2 separate regions of the Homo sapiens genome follow, and region 2 is linked to region 1. The links are chromatin loops, found by intact Hi-C in ENCODE. Cell type or tissue: IMR-90. All regions are shown on one strand. Each heading gives the region's core, and the rest is flanking DNA. Links, peaks and the distances in the headings are about the cores only.

Evidence for each region. Hi-C counts contacts between places; a loop is a spot of excess contacts. Peaks named below come from ENCODE experiments on the same cell type or tissue, not always from the same donor. Only the 100,000 strongest peaks of a DNase experiment are listed, where the experiment ranks them.
Region 2: a loop joins it to region 1, with 11 times the contacts of the local background. A loop is called at or near these places in 4 of 110 quality-filtered maps.

The regions. Positions count from the first base shown.
Region 1 is chr10:23,525,392-23,536,300 of GRCh38, reverse strand. No RefSeq gene overlaps it. Among named protein-coding and RNA genes, the nearest start is that of OTUD1, 92 kb to the right of the region's middle. In IMR-90, for the core only: a CTCF peak has its summit at 6,047 (motif pointing right); no DNase peak of the experiment used is centred there; H3K27me3 peaks cover 267 bases.
Region 2 is chr10:23,289,673-23,300,581 of GRCh38, reverse strand. It overlaps C10orf67 (chromosome 10 open reading frame 67), which reads left to right. Exons shown (of 16, transcript NM_001371909.1): 6 at 9,303-9,450; 7 at 10,624-10,682. Among named protein-coding and RNA genes, the nearest start is that of C10orf67-AS1, 49 kb to the left of the region's middle. In IMR-90, for the core only: CTCF peaks have their summits at 5,758 (motif pointing left) and 7,249; no DNase peak of the experiment used is centred there; H3K27me3 peaks cover 502 bases.

The DNA of each region.
Region 1 (10,909 bases), core at 1,825-9,824:
CTTAGGCTGAAAAAATGGGGACCAAGTTACCAAGGGATTCCCAGAATCCCTGCCACTGCCCTGAAAATTCATCCAAGCCCAAGAGCCAGAATGATTCTCATTGATATTTAACCAGATATTAAACACAATGGCCACCAAGGAGTACCAACTTGTATCTGAAAGCATTAAATAGTGTAGTCAGACCCAGAATTCCTGGTCAACCAGACACGAAGGCTCACCTCATTATTTCATTTATCTTGCAATAATATGGACCCCAAATTTACTCTATTAAAATTGTTAGACTCTCATCTATCAAGTTACATTAGAATTTTCCTGTACCTCAGTTGTCTTCAGAAAATTGTTCTTGGTAAATTAACAGCCTCTTAAATTTATTATTTCTGTCTCCCCAAGCTCAACTCTAATTTTCTTGAGAGCAGGGTTCATCTTTAACAACCTGTTTTTGAAAAAATCTCCCACAGTGCCCAGCATAATACAGTAAGAAAATAGATACCATGGCAACACAAGAAGGGGATTCAAGGACTCAGAAAAGACTTAGCTTCACCTACTACTACATAATCTCCATCAGCCCCTCCCCACTCAAACAAATTATGTCCTTAATCCCCTTTTTATAGGAATTCTAGAGCAACTTCTGAGTTGGTGCTAAATAAATATTGCTGAAAATTTCTTATTTGACCAGTATGATAGGTCCTCTATTTTATATCCCTTGGATGTATCTCTAGCTCCCCTCTATGGAGGGTAAATGTTAGGGTATCTCTTGTGGATAATTCAGATGGGTAAGTGTCCCAGAAAGAAAGGGGCAGAGATCTTAAGGATTAATATAGTTGACCTAGAGAGAGTTAAATGCTGGTGGGGCATGGTGGCTCACGCTGTAATTCCAACACTGCAGGAGGCCAAGGTGGTAGGATCATTAAGCCCAGGACTTTGAGACCAGCCTGGGCAACATAGTGAGACCTTGTCTCTATTTTTTAAAAAAATACAAAAAAAAAAAAAAGACTAAATGCTATCTTGTTAGCTATCTGCTAAATGTTACTGAGTAATAGCGTAAATAGATAAAACAGAAAACAAACTGAAAACAGCTTACCCGGCCAACTCCTCTGAGTTGGGAGCATAAAAATCCAAGTCACATCCACTCTTCTGTTTGAGTCCTCATAGGATGCTACACAACTCCTCTCTTTCTTCTGGAAAGGTATTTTCCAGTCTTTTTTGGACAATCAAAGGCTTTTAAAGTTCAGACACCTGCCAATGTTTGTTACAGCTGCTTAACAGCTAACAATGGAGCAGAACCTCTACCTAGGTATTACTCCATCAGAATGCAATGATTGCCTTCCGCCCACCCTAGCATATGTCAGGTTAGGTTACCATACTTCATTTCTTTCACCCACCAATCTCTTCTGCTAGAAGTGGGTGGATAATGGCAGGAGGTTCCTCCTTTGCAGTGTCTTTTATCAATACTAATATAGCACCACTGCTATCTTCATTTTTCTTATTTGTTTCAGAATTGATTCTGCCCAGAGTGTAAACACCAAACAGGGTAATTAGTAAAGAGTTCGTGGTTTTAATCATCTTTGAACTTACCGGTTGAATAAAATACTCTATTTGATTATTCATTGAACATCCAGGTGCTGGTTTTAGCTTCAAGAAGTTTACAACATATTTGGGGAAACTCAGAAGTAAACAGATGATGGCACAGCAAGTCTATAGTAGACGTGTTCACAGAGAAAAAACTTTAAGGCTGTCTAAAGGAGGAAGCACCTGAGCTGAATTGTGAAGCCGTGCAGGCAGAAGCAGTGGGGAGGATGTTCATAGAAGGAGCAGCTAGCACACCGAGGCAGGAAGGAGCACAGCACATTTAAGGATCAACTAGCCTGGCTGGAATGTGGAGTTGAAGGGAAGGACTGGCTAACCACCATGTTGGACAGGATGGAAAGGTCATGCAAAAGAACTCATGGCTCCTTAGCAAATGATCTCATGCAAGATATTCTTTTTCTTTTCTTTTTTTTTTTTTTTTTTTTTGACACAGCATGTCACTCTGTCACCCAGGCTGGAATGCAGTGGTGCAATCATACCTCACTGCAGCCATGACTTCCTGGGTTCAAGTGATCCTCCCACCTCAGCCTCCCAAATCGCTAGGACTACAGGCTTGCACCACCACACCTGGCTAATGTTTTCGCTTTCTTTTTATTTATTTATTTATTTATTTATTTATTTATTTATTTATTTATTTTGAGATGGAATCTCCCTCTGTTGCCCAGGCTGGAGTGCAGTGGTGCAATCTTGGCTCACTGCAAGCTCTGCCTCCCAGGTTCAAGTGATTCTCCTGCCTCAGCCTCCCGAGTAGCTGGGACTACAGGTGCCCGCCACCATGCCCGGCTATTTTTTTATATTTTTAGTAGAGACGGGGTTTCAATGTGTTAGCCAGGATGGTTTCGATCTCCTGACCTCATGATCCGCCCACCTCAGCCTCCCAAAGTTCTGGGATTACAGGCATGAGCCACCACTCCTGGCCCTCATTTTCATTTTTTTAAATAGAGACGGGGGTCTCACTATGTTGCCCAGGCTGGTCTCAAACTCCTGGCCTCAAGCAATTCCCCTGCCTCTGCCTCCCAAAGTTCAGATATTACAGGAATGAGCCATGACACCCAGCCTCATGAATGATTTTTAAACTGACATTATGAGATCTTCAATTTAGAAAGTTAACTCCAGAAAGGAGAATGGTAGTGAGAGGTGAATAACTCAAGGCTGAGAAAAGAAATTAGGAGGCTGTTATAAGAAGACATACAAAAAGTAAGAAGAATCTTGACTAAGAATGTAGTACTGGGGATAGAAAGAGGTGCTTTTCAGAAATAATAGAAATAGCGTTGAAGTATCATAATGACTGAGAAGACATAGGGGACAATAAGTGAGGGCATCACTGATGATTCACAGGTTTCTGGCTTAAGCAATCAGGTAGATAATGATACTACTCCCTGACACAGGGACTATGAAGAACTTAGGAAGAGTTTCATTGTGAGACGCATTGACTTCGAGGTTTCCCTGGGACTTATGAGAAAAAGTGTCCAGTACACAATTATATACACAGGTCTTGAGTTTGAGAAGCAGTTTAGGGCCTGGCACAGTGGCTCATGCCTGTAAATCCCAGTACTTTGGCCGAGGCAAGAGGATCTCTTTTTTTTAAATTATGGTTTTAAATTTTTATGGGTGCATAGTAGGTGTATATTTTCATGGAGTATGTGCGATGTTTTGATGCAGGCATGCAATGTGAAATAAGCATATCATGGAGAATAACCCTATCCATCCCCTCAAGTATTTGCCCTTTGAGTTACAAACAATCCATTTACATTCCTTATTTTTAAATATACAATTAAGTTATTATTGAGGAGGATCATTTGAGCCCAGGAGTTTGAGACCAGCCTGGACAACATAGGGGGACCCTGTATCTACAAAAAAAGAAACAACATTAGCTGGGCATGGTGGTGCACACCTGCGGTCCCAGTGACTTGGGGAACTGAGGTGGGAGGATCATTTGGGTCTCAGAGGTCAAGGGTGAAGTGAGCTGAGAGCTCATCACTGAACTCCAGCCTAGGTGATAGAGAAAGACTCTGTCTCAAAAAAGAAAAAAGAAAGAAAGAAAGAGTTTAGTACTAGAGATGGAAATTTGGGAGCCATTAGCACCTTGGTGGAAGCTAAAGCCATGATAGTTAATAAGCTCATTCAAAGAGCCTGTGGCTAATGAGATGAAGATGGGAAACCAAGGCCACCTGAACAGGAGCTAGACCCTAGCATTGGCTGATATCTGTGACTCTGCATTAAAAATGCACCCAGAAGAAAGAAAAGCCCTGCTCCCTCATATTCCCTAAGTAAGTTTACTTACGGTTCTGCAGTCTTTGTGGGTTTTTGAAGTTCGTTTTGGAATTTTGTGTTTAGTCTTCATTTCATGAAGACTCTACTTTTGAAATTTCAAATTGGCCTAATAAACTATGAGTGAGATGGGGACAGGATGGGGATGAGCAGGTCACCTGATACCAAACACGGCTGGGGACCGAAGGTTTTGGAAAATCCTCATTTACTAAATGGGGCAGTTTTACTGAGATAGAGCCATGGGCATAAGAGATGCGATATTGCTACAGCTAGCATCAGCCCCAACCCAGAAGCTATTATTAGGCATCTTGGTACTTCCTACTTGCAAAAGTTAGTCATCATGATATATTAGTAAAAATTTTAATATGGAGAAAAGAAATGAAGGAAACTTGCATGGTTTGGAATGAGCATTTTAAGGTAAATGAAAAGTTCATATCCTCTTGCGTCTCTGTGTCTTATGAATATTAAATCAGTCACTTACCCTGTTTTGATTATTATCAGGTCTTCCTCCTGATCATCATCTTCCTGATTCTTGGGACTCTGGAACCTGCTGTTTTCCCTTACCTTCCAGAATGTTCTGTTCACTGATAACCCTTGAACAAGTTACTTGACTATGCAGGCAGTATCTGCTCTGTACTAATCAGGACTCTTTGGGATGTAAGTGACAGAAACCCAACTCCAACTAGCTGAGGCAAAAGGGGAAATGTACTGGTTCCAAAAAGCGTGGCTCAGGCATGTTCCCTGCTCTATGTCTCTGCCTGTTTCTGCTGTCAGCTGCCATCTCATCTTCTGGACTGATTTTCTCCACAAAGCAGGAAGCAGCACCACAATTCACATCTCCTGAGTTTGACACCAGAGAATATCTCAGACTTCTCACTAGAGCTGAGTTCAAAACGACTCAGGTAATTCTCTGATTGGCCCAGCCTAGGAAACACGTCTACCCCACAACCACACATTCTATCCAGAAAAATGGTATTTCTAAAAAAAGGTGGAGGGAGGGGAGCAAAATAACAGACACCATTCTGTTGTAGCAGAATTCTCCCTCCATTATCTTGTTCCCCCACAGATCTTCCTGGGTGCCTTATGTATCAGGGAAGCTCTTCCTCTTTTAGAGTCTATTCCCTTTTTACCCTGCTCAATTACTCCTTAAAGGTTTTGTCTGCTCTCAGGCTGGCACGCTTCAATCCTCTCGACTTTAGATCAACTTTAGATGTCATTGCTTCCAGGAACCACATGTGAAGACTTGTCTTCAGATTACCCAGTGAAACCACAGAAGAAATGGAGAGGTCAGAGTTCCAACAAGCAGGATCATCAAGAAGAGAGGATATTTTCTCTGCTGGGTTCATAAGATAGTTTTGCAATCCTACCAAGTAGGGAGGCTGGTGAATTCAAAGAAGACAAATCTATCTATCTTTGTGCTAATTCCGATTTTGAAAAAAACCTATTTAGAGACACATGGCAATTTAAGAAAGCAGGAAACCAAAGAACCTGGCATTCTTGGAACAATAAATAAAAAGCTCCTTAAAAGTTAACAAGGCAAAGATGAATGTGGATTCTAACACGTGAAGTTAGCAGTATTTCATGATTTGGCTCTGCCGGAAGTTATTATACCAGAATAGAGCCAAAATGGAAACTTGCTTTGATCTACAGTTCCCAGTAAAAGAAATCTAAAATTAGACACAGTGTGATCAGTTACAGAGTATTTCTAATGGATCACTGAGCAGATTAGTGATTCAGTTTTGTTCCTTGAATATAAGAAGACAGACTAATGATTGGCTAAAAGACAGACTTAAGAGAATATGACTACACTGAAGACCACTTATCAAAGGTTACATTGGAATACAATTAAGTTGGAAAGTGTATTATTCATTTTAGTCCACTAAATATTTGATTGCTTTTTCTTTCTTATACATATTGCAAATATCCCCTTCAATTATAATTTTTTATAATTTTAATTTTCTTGGCTATGTGGCCTCTATTAGAAGAAACAAAATAAGCAAAGAACTGTTTTTATAATTTATTTTCTAATAGTCAATCTTCTACCAATAAGTAATAATTCAAAAGCTGAATGTATAATATATAATGGTTATGATTCGCTTTACTTAGTTTATTCCTTTTAAATTGGAAACTGTTAAACTTTTACATTTTTTTTCAGAATAAGAAATCATATCTCATGTATATTACCACTAGGTGGCTCAAATGGCTAAAACACCAGTTCATTATACAAGCAGATCAAAACCTTAAATATTTAAAGATTTATCTCTTTCTACAGTTCTATATACTTTAATTTTCTACAAACTTTCACATTATTTATAGATTATCGCTATAATACTACCCATGGTAAACAATTACTTTAATGTAGATCATCAACACATATGCTATTTTTATGAATGAGAGGATTAACAGACACAATGAATGAGTTATGTTACATTTCATCATAAACACGCAATAATAAATTAAAATTTTATCAGCTGACTGAGAACAAAGTATTCAACGGGGTCTAAAGAACCAGAGTACTGGGTTATATTTCATTTTAATGTATCCAGGCATTTCTAGAGATTACCAGCTTTATTTTCTGGCAGTTGTGGTTATTTATGTCTCTTCTCTACGGCAATGTCGCCATGTGGCTCTATGATAGACAGTGTCTTGCAGCCAGAGCTCAATCTCTCTGTAGACTAGAGACTTTGAAAATCAAAGCAGTCTTCCTTAGAGTAAGTTTTGAAATGCAGGACTCTCCAGATACCGTGTCCATCACATTAGCTGGCTGGAGGCCCTTGCCTCTGCCTGATACAAAGAAAACAAAAGCAGAAAATGATTGTTTTCTTCCCAATTTAAAAAGCATCTTATAATTCTGTTTGACTATTCAAGATAGAGCATCAAGGGGGAGAAAGGAGGAGAGATCCTTTCAAGCTGGAAAGGAACGTATTAAGCCTGTAGATTCTGTCAAAAAAAAAAAGGAAAACATAATGGCGTCCTTGGACTAAGAGAGCCTTGTATGTTTTCTAATCAAGAATAATCAATACACATTCCCCTTATTCTGAAGGTATTTTTGTTGTTGTTCTCTATACTTTCTTAGTACTGTACCAACAGAAGCTCTGCCCTTCTAGTTTAAAGGTGAGAACCAATGAAATAAAATCTTAAAGAAAATCTCTTTCGAAGTGATAATTTTTTTTTAAGAGACAAGATCCCACTCTGTCACCCAGGCTGGAGTGCAGTGGCGCCATCACAGCTCACCGCGGCCTGGAACTCCTAGGCTCAAGCCATCCTCCTGCCTCAGCCTCCCAAAGCTCTGGGATTACAGATGTAAGCCACCATGGCTGGCCCTCAAGGTAATGATTTTATCTTTGATTATTTGTCTTTTTAATCCCAAACAACTGAATTTTTCACCATAAAAGTTATTTAATTGGCTCTACCCTGGGGGAGAATAAAGATATATAGAAAAAGCTTAAGGGAGGATTTTTCCAACTCTTGTAACAGACGAGTAGCATTCTCCCCCTAATTTTTATCCTCTGTAGAGGTATTTTAAAAATCTTTTCCTTGGTCATTTATTATTTGTTATTTGGAAGTACATTTAGGAATCTTGAGTTTGGCTTAAAAGAAAAGTATTGATTCTCCCTCAGGGAGCTATAATTCAGTTTCAGCTGCAGTAACAGCAGGTCCTGATATTTTTATATTCATATTCAAGCATCTGACATTTGGGTTTTATTTGAATATAGAGCTGTAAATATAACATGAACCAGTTATCACATAGCTTTTTAATACCGAGATCTAATTAGTTCTTTCCAAGCGTGATGACTATACTCTGTCAAAGTTCTAACCAGTTAGCTTTTGAGAAAGAAATATTATCTTCCCTTACTGTGGCCATGAATAGTTTCCACTGGGTGAGAAAAAAAAACCTCAAATGATAAAAGAGAATTAATAGCTCACATGACTGAATGCTAGAAGTAAGGTTAGTTTCAGGATTGGTTCAGTTCAATTGCTCAACAGTGTCATCCAAGACCAAGTTTAGTTCAACATCTGTCTGCCTTTGGCAATGTCATCTTCAATCCCAGCAGTCCTATTTGGGCTGTCCACAACTACCTGGGCCCTGCCTCCATTTATATCTAAGGATAGAGAAAGAAGCTGCTTTCCCAGTTTTCCAAAACAGAGGACACTTCTTTACCAGAAATTACTCAGCAAACATGGTCTCAGGCTCGCTACCCACCCCTGATGCAATAACTCTGATCAGGGAATAGTTGTCCCTCATTGGTATAGGCTCCACCTAGGTACATGCCCCATCTCAGAAGCCAGGAACAGAATCAGCTCCCCGCAGCAAATGGGCTGTATAAAGGAGGTGTGGATACCTGTGTACGAGGGAGCACTGCTCCTATAGGAGGGAAAAGGAGGAGATATCAGTTAGGGGGTGGGGGTGGCTACTAATACATACATCGCCTGACTATGGATGGGAAACTCTAGAATCAAACTGCCTGATTTTGAACCCAAGTTCTACCACTTATTAGCTCTATTACCAGGTGCAAGGTACTTGACCTGTCTCATCAAGTAACAAGTGGGCCAATGATTTGCTTAATTGCTTATATCATAGGTTTTTTTTTTCTAAAATACAAGGTATTTAGTCAAGCATTTATTACACTCTTTCTTTGTGTGAGGCATGTGAAAAGAATTGGAGAGAACACAAAAGTGAACAAAATGATGTTCTACTTTGAAAGAGCAAGCAATTCAGGAGAGGAAATTAGAGCCCAGACATCATGGTAATAGACAGATGGGATAAGTTACATAAAAAGATATGTTTCCTAAAATGACATTTTTCCTAATTAAATATTCTTTAATAGCAAGCACATCATGTAGTATTTTTCACATCCAAATGAAGTTGACACAATTTTCTGGATATTCATTAATGATAAATGACATTGATAATTTTTTTTTTGAGACGGAGTCTTGCTCTGTCACCCAGGCTGGAGTGCAGTGGCGCGATCTCAGCTCACTGCAACCTCCACATCCCGGGTTCAAGCAATTCTCCTACCTCAGCCTCCCAAAGAGCTGAGATTACAGGCACATGCCACCACATCCAGCTAATTTTTGTATTTTTAGTAGAGACGGAGTTTCACCACGTTGGCCAGGCTGGTCTCGAACTCCTGACTTCGTGATCCACCTGCCTAGGCCTTCCAAAGTCCTGGGATTACAGGCGTAAGCCACCGTGCCCAGCTGACATCAAAAACTAATAATCAGAACAATCAAACTACCAAAAAATAAATAATGGTAACCAACCAAATTTCAACTATAAAGTGTGTAAAATATAATGTTATCCTGCTACACATCTATTAGAATGGCCAAATTCCAGATGTAGATCAATAGGAACCTTCAGTCATTGGTGGTGAAATGCAAAATGGTACAGCCACTTGGGAGGCAGTTTGGCAGTTTCTTATAAAACTAAACATACTCTTACCATGCAATCTCACTCTTTGAAATTTACTCAAAGGAGCTGAAAATTTATGTCCCCACAAAAACCTACACATGGATTTTTGTTTGTTTTTGAGACAGGGTTTCACTCTGTCACTCTGTCACCCAGGCTGGAGTGCAGTGGTGCCACCATGGCTCACTGCAGTCTCAACCTCCCTGGCTCAAGTGATTCTCCCACCTCAGCCTCCTGAGTAGCTGGAACTACAGGCACGCACCACTAGCCAAGTGGCCTAGGCTAGTATCAAACTTCTGGACTCAAGTGATCCACTCGTGCTGGCTTCCCAAAGTGCTGGGATTACAGGCATAAGCCACCGCACCTGGCCCACGTGGATGTTTATAGCAGCTTTATTCATAATTGCTAAAAAACTTGGAAGCAACCAAGAGATCCTTCAGTAGGTGAATGAATAAATGAACTGTGATACATTTAGACACTGGAATATTATTCAGTGCTAAAAAAAAATGAGCTGTCAAGCCATGAAAATACATGGAGAAAACTTAAATGCACAGTACTAAGTGAAAGAAGCCAATCTGAAAAGCCTAAAAAGCTAAAAATGTTTAGTTTTATAAGAGCATGTTTAGTTTAATATACATACTGTATGATTCCACTATATAACATTCTGGAAAACGCAAAACTGTGGATACAGTAAAAAAAACAGTGATGCCAGAGGTTGGGGGTGGGGGATGATTAGGCGGAGCACAGAAAATTTTTAGGGCAGTGAAATTACTCTGTATGATAGTACAATGGTGGATACACATCACCATGCATTTGTCTAAATCCATAGAAGGTATAACAAGAGTGAACCCTAATGTAAACTATGGACTTTAGATGATAATGACATGTCACTGTAGGTTCATCAAGCAACAAAAATGCCACTCCGATGGGAGGTGTTGATAGTGGGGTAGCCATGCACGTGATGGGTGCTGTGAACCTCAAACTACTGTTAAAAAAAAATCTCTAAAATGTGTTTGTGTGTTTGTGTGTGTGTGTGTGTGTGTGTGTGTGATGCTATCAACTCTGTAATATTTGAAATATTTGAAATAAAATAGAGAAGCAGAGGTGAGCGCTATCCAAAAATCATTGCAATCTTCCTTGGAAGTCTTTTGTGCTTAACGGTGTAGGGTGTAAGGATGTGATATTCTATGACCTGTTACCAGATCACAAAATGAACCTCACCGTGAAAACCTAGGAAGTTGTCTTTTCCCAGTCCACACCTGGGTTAGCTCTTTCCTGGGTAAAAATAGAAAGCTTTCCCTTGTTCTAAATAGAGTTTATTCTCTTGGAGCAAAGGTAGTTAAAATTCTGCTTTTCCAAGACCTTTAATGAGTAAACAGTATGTCAGCGAAGTACAATAATTCAGTAACTACCACCCTTAGAGGGCACTATGGTGCCTTCTGTGCCACCCAAGTCAACTCTCTAATGACAGCCCTGCGGAACTGGCTTGCTGGGCCTATTTCTTTCCAAGTCTTAGTCCCCAGAATTTTGAACACCCTGCTTTTTACATGGTTTTCCTTAGTGTTAAAAGAACATAATCACAGCAAGATAACAATTCTACAAAACTAAAAGAACCTAACCAAACTAACACCAGATAGAAGG
Region 2 (10,909 bases), core at 1,060-9,059, 230 kb after region 1:
ATCACCTGACTCTGTTGAAGTCCAACTGATCTTAAAGGATAAATAAGTTTATTACTCAGTCAGCTGCAGACATTAGAAAAAAACTTCAAAAGTCCACCTTAGGCCCGGAGAAAAACTTAGAAACTCTATTGAACTTGGCAACCTCGGTTTTTTATAATAGAGATCAGGAGGAGCAGGCGGAATGGGACAAACGGGATAAAAAAAGGCCACCGCTTTAGTCATGGCCCTCAGGCAAGCGGACTTTGGAGGCTCTGGAAAAGGGAAAAGCTGGGAAAATCGAATGCCTAATAGGGCTTGCTTCCAGTGCGGTCTATAAGGACACTTTAAAAAAGATTGTCCAAGTACAAGTAAGCCACCCTCTCATCCATGCCCCTTATGTCAAGGGAATCACTGGAAGGCCCGCTGCCCCAGGGGACAAAGATCCTCTGAGTCAGAAGCCACTAGCCGGATGATCGAGCAGCAGGACTGAGGGTGCCTGGGGCAAGCACCAGCCCATGCCATCACCCTCACAGAGCCCCAGATATGCTTGACCATTGAAGGCCAGGAGGTTAACTGTCTCCTGGACACTGGCACAGACTTCTCAGTAATTTTTTTTTTTTTTTTTGAGACAGAGTCTCGCTCTGTCACCCAGGCTGGAGTGCAGTGGCGCGATCTTGGCTCACTGCAAGCTCCACATCCTGGGTTCGCGCCATTCTCCTGCCTCAGCCTCCTGAGTAGCTGGGACTACAGGCGCCCGCCACCACACCCGGCTAATTTTTTGTATGTTTTAGTAGAGACAGGGTTTCACCGTGTTAGCCAGGATGGTCTTGATCTCTTGACCTCATGATTCGCCCGCCTCAGCCTCCCAAAGTGCTGGGATTACAGGCATGAGCCACTGCACCCGCCCCCTTCTCAGTCTTACTCTCCTGTCGTGGACAATTGTCCTCCAGATCTGTCACTATCCAAGGGGTCCTAGGACAGCCAGTCACTAGATACTTCTCCCAGCCACTAAGTTGTGACTGGGGAACTTTACTCTTTTCACATGCTTTTCTAATTATGCCTGAAAGCCCCACTTCCTTCTTAGGGAGAGACATTCTAGCAAAAGCAGGGGCCATTATACACCTGAACATAGGAGAAGGAACACCCCATTTGTTGTCCCCTGCTTGAGGAAGGAACTAATCCTGAAGTCTGGGCAACAGAAGGACAATATGGACGAGCAAAGAATGCCTGTCCTGTTCAAGTTAAACTAAAGGATTACGCCTCCTTTTCCTACCAAAGGCAGTACCCCCTTAGACCCAAGGTCCAACAAGGACTCCAAAAGATTAAGGACCTAAAAGCCCAAGGCCTAGTAAAACCATGCAATAGCCCCTGCAATACTCCAATTTTAGGAGTACAGAAACCCAACAGACAGTGGAGGTTAGTGGAAGATCTCAGGATTATCAATGAGTCTGTTGTTCCTCTATACCCAGCTATACCTAACCCTTCTACTCTGCTTTCCCAAATACCAGAGGAAGCAGAGTGGTTTACAGTCCTGGACCTTAAGGATACCTTTTTCTGCATCCTTGTACATCCTGACTCTCAATTCTTGTTTGCCTTTGAAGATCCTTCAAACCCAATGTCTCAACTCACCTGGACTGTTTTACCCCAAGGGTTCAGGAATAGCCCCCATCTATTTGGCCAGGCACCCAAGACTATTAGCCCAAGACTTGAGCCAGTTCTCATACCTGGACACTGTTGTCCTTCGGTACATGGATGATTTACTTTTAGCCGCCCATTCAGAAACCTTGTGTCATCAAGCCACCCAGGTGCTCTTAAATTTCCTTGCTACCTGTGGCTACAAGGTTTCCAAACCAAAAGCTCAGCTCTGCTCACAGCAGGTTAAATACTTAGGGCTAAAATTATCCAAAGGCACCAGGACCCTCAGTGAGGAATGTATCCAGGCTATATTGGCTTATCCTTATCCCAAAACCCTGAAGCAACTAAGAGCGTTCCTTGGCATAACAGGAACTGCCGAATATGGATTCCCAGGTACGGCGAAATAGCCAGACCATTATATACACTAATTAAGGAAACTCAGAAAGCCAATACCCATTTAGTAAGATGGACACCTGAAGCAGAAGTGGCTTTCCAGGCCCTAAAGAAAGCCCTAACCCAAGCCCCAGTGTTAAGCTTGCCAATGGGGCAAGACTTTTCTTTATATGTCACAGAAAAAACAGGAATAGCTCTAGGAGTCCTCACACAGGTCTGAGGGATGAGCTTGCAACCTGTGGCATACCTGAGTAAGGAAATTGATGTAGTGGCAAAGGGTTGGCCTCATTGTTTTTATTTTTTTGTTTGTTTGTTTTTTTGAGACAGAGTCTCACTCTGTCGCCCAGGCTGGAGTGCAGTGGTGCCATCTCGGCTCACTGCAAGCTCCGCCTCCCAGGTTCATGCCATCCTCCTGCCTCAGCCTCCCGAGTAGCTGGGACTACAGGTGCACACCACCACGCCTGGCTGATTTTTTGTATTTTTAGTGGAGATGGGGTTTCACCGTGTTCGCCAGGATGGTCTCGATCTCCTGACCTTGTGATCCGCCCACCTCAGCTTCCCAAAGTGCTAGGATTATAGGCGTGAGCCAACATGCCCGGCCGGGTTGGCCTCATTGTTTACGGGTAGTGGTGGCAGTAGCAGTCTTAGTATCTGAAGCAGTTAAAATAATACAGGGAAGAGATCTTACTGTGTGGATATCTTACGATGTGAATGGCTTACTCACTGCTAAAGGAGACTTGTGCCTGTCAGACAACTGTTTACTTAAATATCAGGCTCTATTACTTGAAGGGCCAGTGCTGCGACTGCGCACTTGTGCAACTCTTAACCCAGCCACATTTCTTCCAGACAAAGAAGAAAAGATAGAACATAACTGTCAACAAGTAATTGCTCAAACCTATGCCGCTCAGGGGGACCTTTTAGAGGTTCCCTTGACTGATCCCAACCTCAACTTGTATACTAATGGAAGTTCCTTTGTAGAAAAAGGACTTCGAAAAGCGGGGTATGCAGTTGTCAGTGATAATGGAGTACTTGAAAGTAATCCCCTCACTCCAGGAACTAGTGCTCAGCTGGTAAAACTAATAGCCCTCACTCGGGCACTAGAATTAAGAGAAGGAAAAAGGGTGAATATATATACAGAGTAGTATGCTTACCTAGTCCTCCATGCCCATGCAGCAATATGGAGAGAAAGGGAATTCCTAACTTCCGAGGGAACACCTATCAAACATCAGGAAGCCATTAGGGAAATATTATTGGCTGTACAGAAACCTAAAGAGGTGGCAGTCTTAGACTGGTGGGGTCATCAGAAAGGAAAGGAAAGGAAAGGAAAGGAAAGGAAAGGAAAGGGAAATAGAAAGGAACCACCAAGAAGATATTGAAGCCAAAACAGCCACAAGGAAGGACCCTCCATTAGAAATGCTTATAGAAGGGGACCTCTAGTATGGGGTAATCCCCTCCAGGAAAGCAAGCCCCAGTACTCAGAAGAAGAAATAGAATGGGGAACCTCACGAGGACATAGTTGCCTTCCCTCAGGATGGCTAGCCATGGAAGAAGGAAAAATACTTTTGCCTGCAGCTAACCAATGGAAATTACTTAAAACCCTTCACCAAACCTTTCACTTAGGCATTAATAGCACCCATCAGGTGGCCAAATTATTATTTACTGGACCAGGCCTTTTCAAAACTATCAAGCAGATAGTCAAGGCCTGTAAAGTGTGCCAAAGAAATAATCCCCTGCACTGCAGGCCATACATTTCAATCCCTGTATCTTTAACCTCCTTGTTAAGTTTGTCTCTTCCAGAATCAAAGCTGTAAAACTACAAATCATTCTTCAAATGGTGCCCCAGATGCAGTCTGTGACTAAGATCTACCACAGACCCCTGGACCAGCCTGCTAGCCCATGCTCCGATGTTAATGACATCAAAGTCACCCCTCCCGAGGAAATCTCAACTGCACGACCCCTAGTACACCCCAATTCAGCAGGAAGCAATTAGAGCGGTCATCAGCCAACCTCCCCAACAGCACTTGGGTTTTCCTGTTGAGAGGGGCACTGAGAGACAGGACTAGCTGGATTTCCTAGGCCGACTAAGAATCCCTAAGCCTAGCTGGGAAGGTGACCGCTTCCACCTTTAAACACAGGGCTTGCAACTTAGCTCACACCAGACCAATCAGATAGTAAGGAGAGCTCACTGAAATGCTAATTAGGCAAAAACAGGAGGTAAAGAAATAGCCAATCATCTGTTGCCTAAGAGCACAGTGGGAGGGACAATGATCGGGATATAAACCCAGGCATTCGAGCTGGCAATGGCTACCCTCTTTGGGTCCCTTCCTTTTGTATGGGAGCCCTGTTTCCACTCTATTTAACTCTATTAAATCTTGCAACTGCAAAAAAAAAAAAGTACACATAGAAATATCGACACATGCATACAGGAAAATCTGAAAAGTTATATGTCAAAATGTTAACACTAGGAAGAAACACTTATGGGTTGCTCATGCCTTTGAATACAATTTATGGTTTATCTAAATCCCTCACTAGTACTCTTATTTAAAACTTCAACGTTATAAGAGATAATGAATCAAACACAAACCATTCTAAAGGATCGTATTTAAACTGGTTTAAATGTTTGCTTTAGGTGTTTACTTTGTTAATCTATTAGAAATCTTTATATCTAGAAAAAATTGAGCACCTTCTAAGCAATACAGCATTGTGTCAATAGCATAGATCTAATAAAATTGAATATTAATTTTTGTATATATCTTGGACTAGGAAGCACATTCAATTTTTGCATTTGCCTTTGAAAAACCTTTTCTTGGGTTTACATTTACTTTTACTTTTTGAAGAAAACAATTTAATAGAAAAGACTAAAAACTGTAATAGTTTGCTTTTAATCCTGCCTTGGCCAAAGACATCCAGTGTAGATGTGGCAAGGCAATTTTGATCCATTTATTTCCCATTTGTGAAATGCAACATGATACCCGCCTGGCTAAACTAGAGAGTTATGATAAGAACACCTGCTGTATTGAATGTAAATTGCTTCAAGTTCTTTGAAGAAATATTCATGTATCAATTCAGGTATTATAAGGAAATGCACAAATCCTTATGGCCATCCGTTTATGTTCCATAAAATGTACCAAACAGACCTCTGGACTGTTGAGAACACCCCAATTGGGTAAGACAGCTCCCTATACTCTTGAAATATTTACACCTCTAACTTTTCTCTTCAGCTGGTTACCTGGCCCAGCTGGACATTCTGGGGAAAGCGTGAGGATGGGCTGTGGCTTTGTGAAAAGGAGAGCAGGTGGGAGCCACACCGGCTCATATGTAAGCAGGCTGTTCTCTGGCTTTCAGTGGCATCCAGAATACTCTGGTTATTCCAATGTAGTTAGTCCCCAAAGAGCACATTAGAATTTCTGTAAACACTCTTAATATTTGAGGAAGGTGAGGTGATTCTGATTAACGGGGTGTATGGATTTCTCCTGGAGACCCCGACAAAGCATACGTGTCTGCTCTCCCCTCCTGACTGCTCTGCTCTCCCCTCCTGACTGAGGGTGATGGAAAGCATACGTGTCACCATTTCAAGAACACAGACATGAATGCCACAAAGGCAGGTCATAGCTTATATCAAATAAAATGAAACACACTTTTTTCCTACATTCTCTAAGAACAAACTTTCCTAAAACCTTAAGTTCTAGATGATCTTTTTTATTTGAAATTTCATCTGATTCAACTGCCCCCTCTAGTGGTATTTTAAAAACCCCTGGGACACCAAGTCTCAAATTAGATTGGGAACACGGGATTTGGAAAAACAATTAAAAATTTCAAAGTAGCAGTGGAAGTAAGTTGAAAAAAAAAGTGAAATAAACAAGTTTTATTTAGTTTATCTACAGTTATCTAGTTTACTCTTACTGATTATCAAATTACTTCAATAGCTTTATAATTAATAAGTAGTTGTAATTTCTCATCTCCAGATGGGAACATCCTGAATGTCGAATTTTCCCAAGAGCAACTTCATTCAAGGGATGAAATGTTCAGGTTTTATTCGGTGGGAAATCAATGTGACTCAGCTGCATACCATTGTAGCCATCAGGTTTCCATGCTGTCCGTTGGCTAATCCTCTTGAGAATTTATAAAGGAGGTTAGCCTTTATGTCTCTGTAATTGTGTGTGTGTGTTTCTGTGTGTGTGTGTGTTTCTGTGTGTGTGTGTGTGTGCCTGTGCATGTGTTTTAATTTCAATTGGAGCTGGCATTTTGAATAGACTTTTTATTTTTCTTATCCCAACACTGATGAGCCCTGCAACCATCACCCACCTACCTTCCATTGCGAGCATATCTGCTTGTTGCTGACAGCTCTGAAACAGAGCTGTCATTCAAGAGTGGCAGCTCTGCAGGGTTGCACTGCCCAGAGTGCCACTTTCCTGGTTGTCACTCATTGGGAAAGCACCTGCTCTTCTCTGTGACTGTCATGAGGCATGGGCTTGCATCAGAACTCTGCTCCTCCCCAGAAAATTGAGATGTCCAATTCAATGGAGCCTGTGGAGGGGAAACTGCTGAGAAGGCACAGAAAGTGCTCTGAAGCAGGACTTCTCAGACTTTACTGCTCACATGCATCACCTGCAGATCTCGTTAGATGCAGACTCTGACACAGTAGCTCTGGGTTGGGCCTGAGGGGCTGCATTTCTAATCAGTTCCCAGGTGATGCTGAGGCTCCTGGTCCATGGACCGCATTTGAGGAGCAAAGCTCCCAAGTACACCTGTTTTCAAAAATGATTCTTTCGAGATTCAATTTGGGATTCAGTTTGTAATTCTATGCATCTTGTGAATATTCACAAAAGATATAGCACATATGCCACCACCTGAAGCCCTAGTTTTTATAATATGAAAGAAAAACTTGAGATTGGTAAGTTTCTTTACAATTTTGAAATTCCAGAATGATCATGGATTGCACACAGTCTCTCTTATAGTGTGGTTTAAACGGCTACATCCAGTTAACTGCCTTTAATGATCTCCATCCTTCTTAACCTCATTTTATTAAGGCAGTTTATTTTTTAAAAGTCTCCTGGTTTAAGCAAACACAAACTAGCAGTGTGGGCAGATGGCAGAAGGAACACCACCACAAAACCTGCCACTCAGAGTGTAACAGAGCACCGTAGCAGCTCAGAACGATCCCTTTGTTCATTTTGCTAATGAGTGTCCTCATTGCTGTGGGCGTCTGAATAGTTAATTACTTGCAGTTCCCACAGCTGACAGATGGTGGGGACAGAGCTAAGGGTTAACCTTGGAAGAACAGGGGTTGTGGTTTGATATGTGGAGGACAAACCCCCGTATTTAATGTGTTTTCCTTGCGTCCTGCTTTCATACAAAGAGATTCTTAGAACCCGTAGTTAGGTATTAGCTGCTACCATTTGTAAATTTTACACTTCATCTGATGAATTCAAATAGTTCTTCTTTAGTTTATGAGAATCGGGTGCTCATGTAATCCTCTGTGGATGTTCATATTCTGCCACTGTTAGGAAAAGTATGCTTAAGCCTATTAAGGCCAGTATTGTTTGTTTATTTCTTTCCACACACACACACACACAAAACCTTTTAGTCTATAAATGCATTCTGTGATGGTCTCAAATTGAACAATGTGGGACAAGAAATTAATGACGGATTCTTCGTTTATTAAGAAAACAGTGTTGTTTATTAACTACTTACTAGGTTTGTTAGTTCTCATTAGTTAAGATGAATTGGGCTCAAATAATTTAAGTGAAATGGTGAATCAAAGTCATGAAGATTTGTAATTGAGCTTAGTGCAAAATTTAAGAACATATTTTAAATATTACTAACTCTTACACACACACACACACACATATATATACCATACGTAATTTCATTAGTAAGTCACTTGTTTTAAAGGACTTATTAATGTACTACAAAAAATTTAAATCACTTCTTTTTCTTTAAAACTGTTACAGGGGAAAATATTTTAATAGTTTACTTCCACATATCCTTAACCTTAAATGAAAGTGTAGTTCCAAAGGGAAATCAGTCGAGAGAAATTATTTTGTTTTTGAGGGAAGATTTTATTTTTAGTTATTGCCATCATGGAATTACTGTAAAAAGAATAAGTTATAATTCACCTGTGATGACCTTAAGATCAAAAGTATTTTTAATGTCTATAGTAATTTTGAACAAGGCATGTAGAATCTTCTATCTCCTTTGGCATAATAATATTTTGAGATTGCATAATCTGTTTAATATCATACCACAATAAAGTATAAAGTTCTGCACCAGCTTCCCCAATCCATTAGAGCTTAATTTTTTTTTTTTTAATGCATGGCAATAAAATCTAGACAGCCATAAGGGAGGATATTCAGATGTTTTCAATAGCTTTGAAACAGACAAGAAGAAGAAGGCAAAAAAAAAAAAAAAAAAAAGAGTAGCTGTCCCAATAAGCGCGTCTATTGCGTAAGAAAAAGCTCTCCCATAATGGACATGGCAAGATTTAAACAAAAGACGCACATAATAAAAATGTAAATGAGTTTGCTTTACTAAAACTATAACTTTAAAGTCTTTTGTTGTAAGTTATCCTGAAACCTTCTTACAAGGTAATCACTGTTTGCATAGAGATTTAAACCAAAGTCTTCAATAGCATTAAACGCCTGCACAGACCCCGTGTGACAAGCATGCAAAGCCATGTTAATGTTCAGAATATGAATTGCCTCTGGGTGGCTCCTCCACCAAGCAGAAAACCAACTGTGTGGATATCCGTGTGCCTGATGGACTCCATGCGGCTCCCAGCCTGAAAACGTCACCACTTTGACATGTGATGTGCTCCTCATGACACTGGCAGCACTGACACTGGGAAATGCCACAAAGGCAACAAGCCCCCCTCCTTAGCCATGCACTCTGCCACCCCCTGGCGCTGCCCGTCCTGGTCCCCCCAGCCTGCCTAGTTACAGGCGGACAGCACTTCAGACACACACAGAGGGAAGTGTGGGTGGAGGGGCCCCAGCTGCCTCCCCGGACACAGCCTCCATAATGAATTGACCTGAATGATGAGGGCACACAAACAGTATGATATGCATTATTCCTGTCAATAAAATGTCCCCATGTGTTGAGGTCTTTGTACAGAATGTACTGGAGCCTTTCTTCCAGCAAGCTCTATTTAGGCTCCTTCCTTTTTACTATTCTTATAAGTGTGTAATAGAATTCAGAAAATTATATGATAGCTTTTCTGTATCTGTATTGTCCTTGTCTTGCATATTTAAATCCTTGGCTCCCTGCTTAGGAATATGGCATTCTCCATCTTTTAGGAATCTTTTGCCAAAGAAACCAGCTCTCCAAAATCAAACCTAGAAAAGGAAAATTTGGAGTACAAAGTGGAAAATGAGAGGCTGCTTCAGATCATTTCAGAGCTTGAAGAAGAAATCCAGATCAATCTAAAAGAAAATTCAGGATTAGGTAACATTTTGAAATCACTTTTGAGAAAAATCTGTATATTGGTCACTTTGTAAAGCTCATAACTATGTTTGTCTTTTCCAAACATACATTCGTTTGGTTATTTACATTTGAAAGATGAATTTCATAGCCATCTTTGCTTTTTATTAAAGATAGCACTTCTTGCTTGGGACAGAGGATGTGTTTGTAGTTGTACCCCTGAGCCATGTCACGTTAATTCAGGGTGTTGTTTCAAGACAGACATTGGCCTTTGCAAAAATTTGCTAATCAATGCTCCATTTCACTTAGAAATATTATAGCCAGATAGAAACTTTTGCTGATTTGTTTCAGATGCTTAACTGATTATCTAAACTTGATAACATTTAAAAACTTAAGAATACATATAGGGATATGCTTTGTAGGGAAAACAGAGTTAGCCCTTCAGGAAAATATGCTAGTACTTACTAGTTACTTCAATTTTTGATGCAAAGCTTAAATACACAATTTCATTTGTATACTTAATACCTCTTTTCTTTCATACCACAAACATTGGTGAAAGTTGTGTTTAAATCACCGAAGTTGTTAGAACATGTGGAAAAGAGAAAAAAATAATCACCAAGGTGAGATTGCTCTAACGTATTTTTTCATTTAACTGTGATCCGAGTGATTATGTTAATTACATGATGTTGTCCTTAATCTGCAGTATTCAAAGCAATGAGCAGGCAATACAATGAATTATAGCAAAATATCAGTAAAATGAGATATATTATATTAATATTATCCCTTGGATGTAAAATTCTACCATGCCAGTATAGTCTCATTCTCTTCTGCTGTGGCATAGCAAGGCTTTTTAGTTTTGGGTCGTTCTTATTAAGTCATAAACTGCCACCTGCTAAAGCTCTTTGTATTGGCTGTGACCAACAGCAAAAATGTCCGTCGCTAGTATTGATGAAAAGCTTTCAGCCCTCAGCCACACTTGGATCTTGAACTTACTTCTTAATCCCTATCTGACCGGCCATCTGAACAGCAGGAAGAAGGCTGCGAATGTCAAGGGCAGTTGTGAAGGTCACAGTCCTGCTAGGCCTTGTGTCCACTATGCCTGCTAGTGCCCCACAGCCTGCCCTGAAGCAGGCCGTTTAAATACAGGGGCATAAGCATGTAATTTCATGGTTGGCCTCTCTCTCCTTTTGTTTACAGAAGATGAACTTATAAGTATGAAAGAGATGGCAGAAAAGGATCACAAAACTATTCAAAAGGTACTATAACGTTTTACGTTGATAAATGACTCTTTTAAATGGAACTATAGGCGCAATTGGCCAAATAACACTGTGTCCAGAGTGTCTTATGACATAGAGGAAAGTTGATTCACATATTTAATCTCTCCCCACTATTTGGGAAGGGTGACTAGAAGCAAATAAGGACTCCACCTTGAAAACTCACGGATGTATAGATACTTCTTTTGTTTGGGATCACTGACCATCTG